Regions from separate parts of the Homo sapiens genome. Here all the other regions are linked to region 1. A link is a contact called in ENCODE Hi-C or POLR2A ChIA-PET data. All regions are on one chromosome and are shown on one strand. The core of a region is the stretch at or near the end of the contact, and the rest is flanking DNA. Distances in the headings are between cores, read along the strand shown. Region 1 overlaps NRCAM (neuronal cell adhesion molecule). Region 2 overlaps NRCAM (neuronal cell adhesion molecule). Region 3 overlaps NRCAM (neuronal cell adhesion molecule).

Region 1 (4,394 bases), core at 1,602-4,101:
GTACATAGCATTCCCAAGGGTCACTGGAAACATTTTTTGAAGCAATAACACGGAACAATATGTCATTATTACTAAGCAGACAAATTTGAGTGAAATATAAGGGGAAAGAGCTGCATTGTTTCTGTTGTTGATTTGTTGTGGGTTTTTTTTTTTGTACTTTGGTCACTATTTAGAAAGGGTGATCAGTTAGACACAGGCCACATGTTTAAGGTGATATTTCTGTGAAACATTTTCATCTTAATAATTATTTCATATTTATTATGATGAAAGGCATTTAACCCTAGAGCATGTACAAAGCTGAGTCGCAAGTCTCAGAAATAGTGTCCTAAAGTGATGTATTGGCCTCAGAGGGAATTCGTATGTACTTATACACAAATTCACCATAATGAATGCACCAAATCATACTTTTAAATGCCCAAATAATTCATATTCATAAATTTTTCATTTTGAGCCCCTAGATATTTTTTAATCAAAACCCATACCACTATCCATTCATCTTCCATTCAATCAAATGGAAAAGAGCCATATTTTTTTCAAAAATAGCAAAATTATCTAATTTCCCTTCTACTTCTCATGTCCATAGGATAAGCAAAAGAAAAAAAATCTGAAACACCTGAGTTGGCACTTTAAAAATTTTTCCCAGAAACATGAGATGGGATGGTCAGAGGTCATGCAGTTGGTGTCATGGGGGCACCCTGCCTGTTTTCTTCTGTAGCTCATACCGGTCACGCCTTGTTGGTGCTAATGACTTCCCAGGTGCCTGGTACCAATTCTTCATTAGTTGCTGTTGTCCTAGAAATCTGTGTAGGTCATGGAACCTATTTTCTGGAAAACCACTTAATACTTATTTTAATTTCTGTAAATGTTGTCTGTGGAAAAGAACATTTCCACATTTTGCTTGCCATTGTTCTGAATCTGACTGGCAGATAACACACTTTGGCATCTGTAATGAAATTACATTAATCGTCTGTCCTTAACTCTTTTCCTGGTAAAAGGAATGGGAAATCTTTGTTCAGATATGCAATAACAGTATTTTAAAATTGTTCAAATTATATAGAATTCTTTGCAGATTATGTTAGAGAATTCATTACAATTTAAATTCATTTTATTATCAAAATTATTCTTTGTTTTTTGGTATTACATAATGGTCTTCCTTATAATGGAGTGTTTTACTTCTATTTATAGAATATAGAGAATGTTGTGTAGTTTGCTGTTTTATTTTTTTAAAGAACTATTTTTAACAAAAATTTGATTCAATGAAATGTAATTCTATTTCCTGAATAAAACGTAAAATAAAACATAATTTTTTAAGAAAAGCTTTAAAAAAACGTAATTTTTTTAAAAAGCTTTCTGTTATTGAGTTGTATTGAGTATGATATTTTAATCAAAAATTTGAATTTAAAAATAATCTTTTCTAAGATTGAGTTTCTCTTAAGTCATAAAATATTTTACTGCCCCCAGATGAGCACCATAATTTTAATGTCACAATAAATTAGAAAAAAAATGGAGAAATTCCAGGTTGCAAAGCCAGATCTGATACAAATTTTGCCTGATGCCTTTATCATTACCTTACACTTCCACCTAGCCTATGTGCCTCAACAGGATAGACATGTGACATTTTTCTTTGGAAATTTGACTTAGTCTTTTCAATGGTGTCCCTAGTTTAACACAACATGGAGGCAAAATGTTTTCTAGAAGGATCTCAACTTACCCAGGGATGCATTTCTCTTTTGCTTCTCTGTTTGTTTGTGTATGCATGACATAATGACCTTTTTAGAAAATAGATGTTTATTATAAAAATAGCATCTGGTATCCTCTAACATTTTATTGCATAAAGATAAATTAGTTTAATTTTATATAATATATTTTAACTTCTTCCCAATGGTGATGGCCTTCTTCAATATTTAATAAGGTAAAATTAGCATAGTATTACAATAACAATTGCGAATAATCAAATATGCCCTAAGCAGTGTTTTTTCAATATCAGGGCTTTGTCTCTCTTCTCTTGCTCTTTTGTAAAAAAAAAAAAAAAAAAAAAAAAAAAAAGTCAACAGAAATTTGGGGAAGGATTACATTTGTATGTAGGCAGTAATATCTTAACAGGAGGCTTAGATATTCCTAGTGATACCTGTTGTGAAAACCATATGTTCTACTGTAGTAAAAGCAGTCACCATTTATTGAGGCTTACCATGTGCTAGACATGTTCTAAGTACTGCACATGTTTTATCTCATCCTCACAGTAACTTGTTATTTATACTCATTTTATAGATGAAGACATCGAGGTACAGTGTTAATTACATCACTCAGGGACACAGAGCTAGTAAACCGTAGAGCAGGGCTTCAAACCAAGGCAGTCTAATTCCAGAGTTCATGTACTTCACCACCACATCGCTGCTTGGACACAAAATGTGCCCACCAGAATGCTTAATTAGTTCACAAGAGCTGCACTTGGCCTTGAGACTTCTGGTCAATGTGCTGTATGTACATGACAAATAAGGTCTCATATGGAAGTCAAAGTTATTACCCGGCTGCCCGTTCACATCAAATAATAAATCTAAAGACTGTCAAGGTTGTTGCACTGCACATGTGGCTCTAAATATCTATTCCATGTTTGTGTGCATTGCAGAGAATAAATAGGTGCAACAGAAAGAGAAAAACAAATTCCAGACCAAACAATATAATATGGTTAGGAATGCTTGCCTGCTATTACATTGGGTATTCTTATCTTTTATATGACTGATTCTATCTGAAAAAAAATTCTTGGACTGTAGTGTCATTGTGGTTTGCTCACAGGTCTGACCTTTGTCCACAGTAATAGAAATCGTGGTAATGAAAGCTCACTTTTTATACCTTTTCCTCAACCCATGCCACCTCTTCTTTCCTAGAGCTGTCACCCAGGAACTTGAGCCACGTTTTATTCACACAGGATTTCAAAGGCAGCTCGGTAACTACTGCTTCTCAGAAGAAATTTACTGATAGCTGCTTTGATGTGACTTTTTACTCCTTTCCCTGGCCCCTTTGCGTCCTCACCCAGTGTTTTGGGTTTTTTTTTTTTTTACTTTTCTTTTCTTTCTTTCTTTCTTTCTTTCTTTTTTTTTTTTGAGATGGAGTCTTGCTCTGTGGCCCAGGCTGGAGTGCAGTAGTGTGATCTTGGTTCACTGCAAACTCTGCCTCCTGGGTTCAAGCGATTCTTCTGCCTCAGCCTCCCAAGTAGCTGGGATTACAGACATGCACCACCAGGCGCAGCTAATTTTTGTATTTTTAGTAGAGACAGGGTTTCACCATGTTAGCCAGGCTGGTCTTGAACTCCTGACCTCAGGTGATCTGCCCGCCTCGGCTTCACAAAGTGCTGGGATTAGGCATGAGCCACTGCGCCTGGCCCCGTATTTGTGTTTTAATAAAAGAATCTGGAAGATAAATAGTCTTGAAGAGAGACAAAGGAAGGAAAATTTAAATCCTTAGATTCAAGCAGAAGAATTCCATGTGGAAGGTTTGGGTTTGTTGTTGTTGTTGTTTGGTGTGTTTTTTGTTTTTTTGTTTTTTTGGTTTTTTTTGAGATGGAGTCTCGCTGTGTTACCCAGGCTGGAGTACAGTGGCGCGATCTCGGCTCACTGCAAGGTCTGCCTCCCGGGTTCACGCCATTCTCCTGCCTCAGCCTCCTGAGTAGCTGGGACTATAGGCGTCCAGCACCACACCCGGCTAATTTTTTTTTTTTTTGTATTTTTATTACAGACGGGGTTTCACCGTGTTAGCCAATATGGTCTCCATCTCCTGCCCTTGTGATCCTCCTGCCTCGGCCTCCCAAAGTTCTGGGATTACAGGCATGAGCCACCGTGCCCTGCGGGTTTTTTTGGCGGGGAGGGGGTTGTTTTGGATAGAGGAGTCCTGTCCTGTGAGCCCCTTACATTGTCACACCCTAAAACTATCTCCTCATATATCCCCCACCTGCTTAGATTATAATAATTTCAGTAATGCCTTCTAGACAATGATCATGTTAAATATGTACTTGTTTCTTTTAATATGATTATTGGTAATAAAGTATAGCTTTGCAACGTGGATTTTATTTAAATCCGTATTTAGTTTTATTAATGATCTCCAGATTATAAAGTGTTTTATTCTGGGTGTTTTACTGTTTCTTTGTCTTAATTAAGCTTGTACAAAGCCAAAGCCCTGTCCTGACTCTGCTGCAGGTGGACTGGCCTCCTTGATGCCCCATGAGCAAGCCAGGATGCTCCCACCACAGGGTCTTTCACCGAGGCTCCCTCTGTCTGGAACACTCTTCCTGCACATATCCCCATAGCTCGCTGCTTCTTCTTTAGGTCTTTGCTCAGATATCATTTTCTGGTGAGTTATTTCCTGAACCTGTGGCAAGAAAGTATATTACGCATGTGCAT
Region 2 (4,183 bases), core at 1,402-3,901, 42 kb before region 1:
GGTGTGTAGTGTAGGGGATTATTTCATTGGCACACTTTACAGGCCCTGACTATATCTGCTTGATAGTTTTGAAAAGGCCTGGTCTAGTAAATAATGATTTGGTCATCTAATGGGTGTTATCAGTGCCTAAGTGAAAGGTTTGATGAAGGGTTTTAAGTAATTTCCATTGGTTAGCTGCAGGCAAAAGTATTTTTCCTTCTTTGGTGGCTAGCCATCCTGAGGGGAGGAAACTATGTCCTCATGAGGTTCCCCATTCTATTTCTTCTTTTGAGTACTGGGGCTTGGTTTCCCAGAGGGGATTACCACATACTAGGGGTCCTTCTATAAGCATTTCTAATGGAGGGTCCTGCCTTGCAGCTCTTTTTGCTTCAATGTCCGCTTGGCAGTTCCCTTCTATTTCCCTTTCCTTTCCTTTCTGATGACCCCAGCAGTGTAAGACTGCCACCTCTTTAGGTTTCTGTACCGCCAATAATAATCTCCTAATGGCTTCCTGATGTTTGATAGGTGTTCCCTCGGAAGTTAGGAATCCCCTTTCTCTCCATATTGCTGCATGGGCATGGAGGACTAGGTAAGCATACTTAGAGTCTGTATATATATTTACCCTTTTTCCTTCTAATTCTACTGCCTGAATGAGGGCTATTAGTTCTGCCAGCTGAGCACTAGTTCCTGGAGTGAGGGGATTACTTTCAAGTATTCCATTATCACTGACAACTGCATACCCCACTTTTTGAAGCCCTTTTTCTACGAAGGAACTTCCATCAGTATACAAGTTGAGGTCGGGATCAGTCAGGGGAACCTCTAAAAGGTCCCCTTGAGTGGCGTAGGTTTGAACAATTACTTGTTGACAGTTATGTTATATCTTTTCTTCATTGCCTGGAAGAAATGTGGCTGGGTTAAGAGTTGCACAAGTGCACAGTCGCAGCACTGGTCCTTCAAGCAGTAGAGCCTGATATTTAAGTAAACGGTTGTCTGACAGCCACAAGTCTCCTTTAGCAGTGAGTATGCCATTCACATCATGAGATGTCCACACAGTAAGATCTCTTTCCTGTATTACTTTAACTGCTTCAGATACTAAGACTGCTACTGCCGCCACTACCTGTAAACAATGAGGCCAACCCTTTGCCACTACATCAGTTTCCTTACTCAGGTATGCCATGGGTTGCAGGCTTGTCCCTTGGACCTGTGTAAGGACTCCTAGAGCTATTTCTGTTTTTTCTGTGACATATAAAGGAAAGTCTTGCCCCGTTGGCAAGCTTATTAACACTGGGGCTTGGGTTAGGGCCTTCTTCAGGGCCTGGAAAGCCGCTTCTGCTTCAGGTGTCCATCTTACTAAATGGGTATTGGCTTTCTGAGTTTCCTAAATTAGTGTATATAATGGCCTAGCTATTTCGCCGTACCTGGGAATCCATATTCGGCAGAAGCCTGGTATGCCAAAGAACCCTCTTAGTTGCTTTAGGGTTTTGGGATGAGGATAAGCCAGTATGGGCTGGATACGTTCCTCACTGAGGGCCCTGGTGCCTTTGGATAATTTTAGCCCTAAGTATTTAGCCTGTTCTGAGCAGAGTTGAGCTTTGGTTTGGAAACCTTGTAGCCACAGGTGGCAAGGAAATTTAAGAGTGCTTGGGTGGCTTGATGGCACAAGGTTTCTGAACGGGCAGCTGAAAGTAAATCATTCACTTACTGAAGGACAAGAGTGTCCAGGTATGAGAACTGGCTCAAGTCTTGGGCTAATGTCTGGCCAAATAGATGGGGGCTATCCCTGAACCCTTGGGGTAAAACAGTCCAAGTGAGTTGAGACGTTGGGTTCGAAGGATCTTCAAAGGCAAAAAAGAATCGAGAGTCAGGATGTACAGGGATGCAGAAAAAGGCATCCTTAAGGTCCAGGATTATAAACCACTCTGCTTCCTATGGTATTTGGGAAAGCAGAGTATAAGGGTTAGGTACAGCTGGGTATAGAGGGACAACGGCCTCACTGATAATCCTGAGATCTTGCACTAACCTCCACTGTCCATTGGGTTTCTGTACTCCTAGAATTGGAGTATTGGAGGGACTATTGAATGGTTTTACTAAGCCTTGGGCTTTTAGTTCCTTAATTTTATTGAGTCTTTGTTGGGCCTCGGGTCTAAGGGGGTACTGCCTTTGGTAGGGAAAGGGGACAGAATCCTTTAGTTTAATTTGAACAGGATGGGCATTTTTTGCTCATCCATATTGTCCTTCTGTTGCCCAGACTTCAGGATTAATTCCTTCCTCAAGCAAGGGACCACAAACGGTTGTTCCTTCTCCTATGTTCAGGTGTATAATGGCCCCTGCTTTTGCTAGAATGTCTCTCCCTAACAAGGGAGTGGGGCTTTCAGGCATAATTAGAAAAGCATGTGAAAGAGTAAAGTTCCCCAGTCACAACTTAGTGGCTGGGAGAAGTATCAAGTGACTGGCTGTCCTAGGACCCCTCGGATAGTGACAGATGTGGAAGACAGTTGTCCGGGACAGGAGAGTAAGACTGAGAAGGCCGAGCCAGTGTCCAGGAAACAGTTAACCTCCTGGCCCTCAATGGTCAAGCATACCCGGGGCTCTGTGAGGGTGATGGGTTGGGCTGGCGCTTGCCCCAGGCACCCTCAGTCCTGCTGCCGGATCATCTGGTTAGTGGCTTCTGACTCAGAGGACCTTTGTCCCCTGGGGCAGTGGGCCTTCCATTGATTCCTTTGACATAAGGGGCATGGATGAGGGGGTGGCTTATTTGTATTTGGACAATCTTTTTAAAGTGTCCTTGTAGACCACACTGGAAGCAAGCCCTATTAGGCATTGGATTTGCCCAGCCTTTCCGTGTTCCAGAGCCTCCAAAGTCTGCTTGCCTGAGGGCCATAACTAAAGCGGTAGCCTTTTTTAAATCCCGTTTGTCTTGTTCTGCCTGCTTCTCCTTATCTCTATTATGAAAAACCAAGGTTGCCAAGTTCAATAGGGTTTCTAAGTTTTTGAAGTTTTTTCTGATGTCTGTAGCTGACTGAGTGATAAACTTATCCTTTAAGATTAGTTGGCCTTCAATAGAGTCAGGTGACAGAGAGGTATGCTTTCTCAAGGCCTCCCTTAGTCTCTCCAGAAAGGCGGTAGGATTTTCTTCCTTACCCTGTGTTATAGTGGACATCATTGAATAATTCATGGGCTTTTTCCTAGTTTTCCTTAGTCCTTCTAGCATGCAAGTTAGCAAATGTCTGCGGCACCAATCTCCGTGTTTTGATTCTGTGTCCCAGTGAGGGTGTACACTGGGAACTTCCTGCTGGCCTGTGGGCAATCGTTCTCTTTCCTCTGTTGTCATCCTGTCATTGACCTGACTGAGATACCAGAGATCGCCAAACTCTCGGGCTGCAGTTATGGTGGCACTTCTCTCATTTGGGGTTAGTGTCTGATTTAGCAGTAACATTACATCTCTCCATGTCAGATCAGATTGTCCTAACCCTTGTAAACATCAATATAGCCATCAGGGTTATCTGAGAATTGACCTAGGTCTATTTTAATTTGCTTCAAGTCTGAGAGAGAAAAAGGTACATGCACTCTGGCTGGGCCGAATTCTCCTCCTCCCACTGCTTGGAGGGGGCATAAACGGGGAATATTGGCACTCTTTGGTTCATTATTTACCCCTTTGTCTATCTCCTTTTGGACCATTTGGGTTGAAGGGGGTTGCTTATTAGTTGGAGAAGGAGTCAGGGGGATGCCGGGGTAGGGAGGTAGACTCTGAGAGCTTCCTGTAGGGCATAAATCACACTTTTTACATAATTGCGAGTTGTCTCTTAATGAAAAGAAAGTTTGTACATATGGCACTTCACTCCATTTGCCTTCTTTTCTACAAAAGAGGTCTAGCTGTAAGATAGTGTTATAATTTATACTTCCCTCAGGAGGCCAGGTTTCTCCCCCTTGAAGAGGATATTGTGGCCAGGAGGTAATGCAGAAGAATATAAGTCGTTTCTTTCTTAGAGTCTGAGGGTCAAATTGGTCCCAATTGTCCAGAATACATCTTAGGGGTGTTTTTGCCTTGAGGGGGAACATTTCCCATCTGAAAAAAGAACATAGGGATGCCAGCACCTCTAGTCATTTTCCGACGAGCATTAGTCGTAGAGCGTCCTCTATGGTCCTAATGCTTATTCCTTTCCAGAGTGTGTCACCACCCATGGACCTCTGCTTATTGGATTAG
Region 3 (4,081 bases), core at 1,327-3,826, 53 kb after region 1:
GGATGTCACTTCTGAAACTCTTTCCAGAAAAAGCACTTCAGATTGATTGTGAATAGGCCATGCTCCCCGTGGCAGAAATACTAGTGCTCACTAAATATTCCACCCACACCCCAGCATTTCCCAGACTCTCTGATGATTGGAGTCATTGACTACTTCTGGTCAATGGGTTGTGAGCAAAAGTTGTGTGCATCACTTCTGGTTGGAGGAAGGTAAAAGCAGGAGAGCATGGGGACTTTGGAAGACATTTGTTGAGTTGGCAGCATCACAAAATGGTGGCACCTCTGTCAGCCTCGAGCAGAGGTGCCTGCACACCCACACTGGATGATAGAACAGGCGAAGTATCAATTGTATTATGTTAAGCACTGAGACTTCTAGGTTAATTTCTCACTGGAGTAGAATGTGAATGGTACCCCATGGACTTCTACCATGAGGTTAATTCTCTCTCCTGCTCTCTCTTCTCCTTGCATTACTACCCTTCACACTCATTAGGAAAGGAGTACACATTGAGATTTTGACCTGTACACTGCGTCCCTACCCTAACTGGTTCATACCATTCAGCAAGCATAGCAGGGTTTACCTTTGAAATGTGACACAATATTTTTCAAAGTGACTAGCCTGCCTGGCATTTCAAAATGCTATTTTTTACTATTAAATGGCTGCCATTTTGCCATGTGTTGCTTTCTTGACAAGTGGATAAGGTATAGCATGTTTAGAATATCAATATCCTGAAGGGCCTTTTTTGCTGAAGTTTTTAATAAACTGTTTCCAATCCTTACATCTTCTCAGTGCTATTTGTAGAAATCTCAGTTTACAGGAAGATAAATAGAGCTAGAGCTTGTTTCAGTGACTCCACAAATGTTTCTGAATGTGTTGCTCTGAAGACCCATATTCAGAATTAAATTTTCATTTCTCAGACCTCACTTTTAGAGCAGTTTCCTACTTTCCATTTTTGTTTTTAAATGGAACTTTGTTTCTGTTTTCTAATGTGAAGGGAATCAGCTGAGAAGTGGACTTTGTGAGGAAGGAAGAGGCCTATCCCTGTGGTTTGGCTTGCCCCTCTTTCCTCCCTTTCTCCAGATTACCTGTCTTGTGGGAGAGTGAGAAGAATAGAAGCTGGGGCTGACCTCAGCCAGAGTTCTAGTATGATTCACGGAGATGGGGAAGTAGGAGGGATAGACTAACAATATTGGACTCTCTCATCCTGTTCTCTACCTTAATCTTTGCTATTCTGCATTAGAAATAAATTAGTATAATGCCTAAGACAATAAATTAGGCATAATTTACAATTATGCTAAAATAATTTAGCATAAACAAATTTATGCTAAAATAATTTAGCATAAACAAATTTATGCTAAAATAATGGTCAGTGTTAACCACCTTCTATTTATTCTGACTATAAGTTTTGTGTGAGAAATGTAAGTTAAGTATGTGCCCTTTGGCTGCACCAACATATATATAGAGAAGTATCTAGAAAAACCAAAAAGGATAGATTAGTTTTGAAGAGAAGTCTACATTGCCACACTATTTACTAATTTAGGTTCGGCCATGACCTTGTAAGGAGACCTGCACATTTGGATCATCAGTCCTCCTAAATGTGCATGTTAGTATGTTTCTGGTTGCAAGAAAGAGCCAATCTCAGTTTATCTTAATTCATTATTGCAGATATCTATGGCTATATAATAAACCATTCCTAAATTTTGTGACTTCAAACAACAACAGTTTATTATTTCTTATAATCCTGAGGGTTGGCAGGATGGTTCTTCTGTTGCATGTAGTTTAAAAAGTCACTGGCTCAGCTATTTTTGGCTGGGAGCTCAGCTGGGGCCAGAGAGTCCAGGATGGTCTCTCATCTCCCAGGGTCTCTTTCCACTGGCTTCTCATCATCTAGTAGTATGGCTCATACTTCCCAGAGGGAACATTACAAGAGGATAAGCTGCAGTGTGCAAATGGTCATCACACCTCTTTTCACATATTGCTTGCTAAAAATCCCACTGGCCAAAGCATGTGACATGGCCAAGCCCACAGCCATTGTGAGAGTTGACTATGCAAGGGCATGGATACTGGGAAGGGTGCTTCCTGGGGCCACCAATGCAACAGTCTACCTGCCATATTAATGAAATTTTGTTGTAGAATACACAAGACTGGAGAAGGACAGGAAGATGTCTCAACCTCAGTCACTAGTGTGGCAAACTTCACAGAGAATTGGAACATTGTTTGGGGTACCAAGAGATTTACAGGCCTGGTGATTATAATGCAAGAGTAGTAGGTGCTTGTTATCACCTATCCAGTGTTCTGGTGATGTCATGGCCACTCAGCTCTTCTCTGTTTCTGTTTCTATTGATCCTCTGCTGCCCACTGGCTTCATTCTGCACTGGATGCCTCATATCTTTTGCTTACTCATGCTTGCTCCTACTGCCTTGCCTCTATTTGACCTTTGGCTTTTGTTCCTGCTCCAAACCGCTGACTCACTCTCTCTCTGTCTCACATTCACCCTCTCTATGACAAAGGAATTTGTTACCACTTAGTTGGTCACTCTTCAGTGCCTCACAAGCAGCCAAGTCAACTCACAGGCTCTACATGGCTCCCTGCCTTTGTTCAGACAAAGGCTGAACACCCACCCTGATTCTTTTTGCCTTGGTCAGAGTGATGAGGTCAATGCAGAAGAAAGACTGTGAGCATGGCAGGCATTCAGAGTGGAGCAGTCTCCTCCCCACTCTGTTTAGTGAATTGTGATTGGATTGGAAGGTGGGATAAAGAAGGAAATTCCCTTTCGTTTGCAAAGAACTAGTTCGTTCCTCTTTTTCCCCAACCATCTTTCCTTTTCCAATCAGCTCTCTCATCCCAGAAGCCAATCCTGACAACTGTCATCAGATAGCTGGCTGGACAAGCCTGGAAAGTGTGGAACAGGTGCCATCCTTGGTCAGGGTTGCTATTAGTCTCACACACATGAGCTTTTCATTAACTATGCTTCATCATTTGTCTTAGATCTCTCAGTTACATCATTGCCTCATATTGTTCTATTTTCTTTCTTGTTACTGCTGTGCTAAGTAAAAGAGATGTGAAAAATCCTGTATTCAGATGATCATGTGTGTTGCAAATAACTGGATTTCACTCCAAAAGACCTTGGTATCTTTGATAATCTAATGTCAGTGTCCCAAAAGCTTTTTAATAATTTTCTAAATCTAAAATGTCCTTAAATTATTGCTTAATATATTTTTATGTTTCTTTATGCCTGAACTCTCTCTGGAAGGATTCACAAAACTTGGTAATAATGACTGCTTCCTAAGGGAGAAAGGGGGTTGCTGGTTGCTTACTTTGCATTCTGTGGTCTTTTGTACTTTATGAATATTGTACCATGTACACACACTGCCTACTTTTAAAATTAACTTTTTAAAGTACATCTTGTCTACATAGTCTTAAATTGTTCTTCCTTTAGAAGGCCAGGGCCCGCATGTGGTAGAAGTCCATGGGGTCCTATTCACATAGAATCTGGTGTGAAGAAGCTCCTAAAGTTGTGCCATGGGCAACACTGTGAAGATCTTCTATAGATATTCAGAAACCGTTAGAGGTTTTCTTTTTTTAACATCAGTAACTAAACTTGGTAATTCTGTTTGCTTATTGACTAATTAAAAAATAAGAGGATATAGGAGGGAGGGAAATGCTAGGGACCTCTCGGGGTGAGGCAGTGTGAGATGGCTAAAAGCTCCAGAACCTTCCGGAACTGGAGCTCTAGATCTGGTACTTCACATATCACGTGACATTTAAGCAGGTGACACCATCCTACACCTTGAATTCCTTATCAGTAAGTTAAGAAATGTAATAAAAGTTACCTTCTGGAATTGTTGGGAAGATAAGTTAATGCCTGGAGGAGACTCATCGCTGTGCCTGGCACATAGAAAAGGCTCAGTGAATGGTAGCCATTAGGACTGGATTATTTTCTTGTCTGTTAAATGGGTAGAAATACCTGTTTTTCTGTTTTCTGGGGTTTTTATGAATATCAAATAAGATCATTAGTTATAGTGCTCTGAGGAGTAGAGATTTTGAGCTATTATCAGGATGTTGTTCCATTATCTGTTATTGG

What was found. A loop is a pair of places that touch in the nucleus more often than their neighbours do. ChIA-PET counts read pairs that join two places held with the same protein, here RNA polymerase II (POLR2A). Pooled maps may share reads with other maps.
Region 2: a map of PC-9 shows a loop between it and region 1 (5-fold over the local background). The contact joins two enhancer-like sites. A Hi-C loop is called at or near these places in 2 of 168 maps with a recorded cell type or tissue (Caco-2 and PC-9) and 4 of 50 pooled maps. POLR2A ChIA-PET finds 5 or more read pairs at or near these places in 4 of 52 experiments (A673, HepG2, SK-N-SH and 1 more).
Region 3: a loop to region 1 is called in a map of PC-9, with 4 times the contacts of the local background. The contact joins two enhancer-like sites. A Hi-C loop is called at or near these places in 5 of 168 maps with a recorded cell type or tissue (Caco-2, GM12878, PC-9 and 2 more) and 3 of 50 pooled maps. POLR2A ChIA-PET finds 5 or more read pairs at or near these places in 6 of 52 experiments (A549, A673, H1 and 3 more).

What each region holds. Positions count from the first base shown.
Region 1 is chr7:108,297,813-108,302,206 of GRCh38, reverse strand. The region is part of intron 3 of NRCAM (neuronal cell adhesion molecule); the gene reads left to right. Among named protein-coding and RNA genes, the nearest start is that of NRCAM, 160 kb to the left of the region's middle. Within about 2 kb of position 2,851, at least 3 of the 41 ENCODE cell types and tissues checked have a DNase peak (open chromatin) inside an H3K27ac peak, as active enhancers do; they include PC-9, endothelial cell of umbilical vein and mammary epithelial cell, where a contact is called at or near this core.
Region 2 is chr7:108,339,664-108,343,846 of GRCh38, reverse strand. All of the region lies in intron 2 of NRCAM (neuronal cell adhesion molecule), which reads left to right. Among named protein-coding and RNA genes, the nearest start is that of NRCAM, 110 kb to the left of the region's middle. Within about 2 kb of position 2,651, at least 5 of the 41 ENCODE cell types and tissues checked have a DNase peak (open chromatin) inside an H3K27ac peak, as active enhancers do; they include PC-9, where a contact is called at or near this core.
Region 3 is chr7:108,244,831-108,248,911 of GRCh38, reverse strand. The region is part of intron 3 of NRCAM (neuronal cell adhesion molecule); the gene reads left to right. Among named protein-coding and RNA genes, the nearest start is that of LAMB4, 120 kb to the right of the region's middle. RefSeq lists an enhancer at 1,831-3,030. Within about 2 kb of position 2,576, at least 9 of the 41 ENCODE cell types and tissues checked have a DNase peak (open chromatin) inside an H3K27ac peak, as active enhancers do; they include PC-9, endothelial cell of umbilical vein and mammary epithelial cell, where a contact is called at or near this core.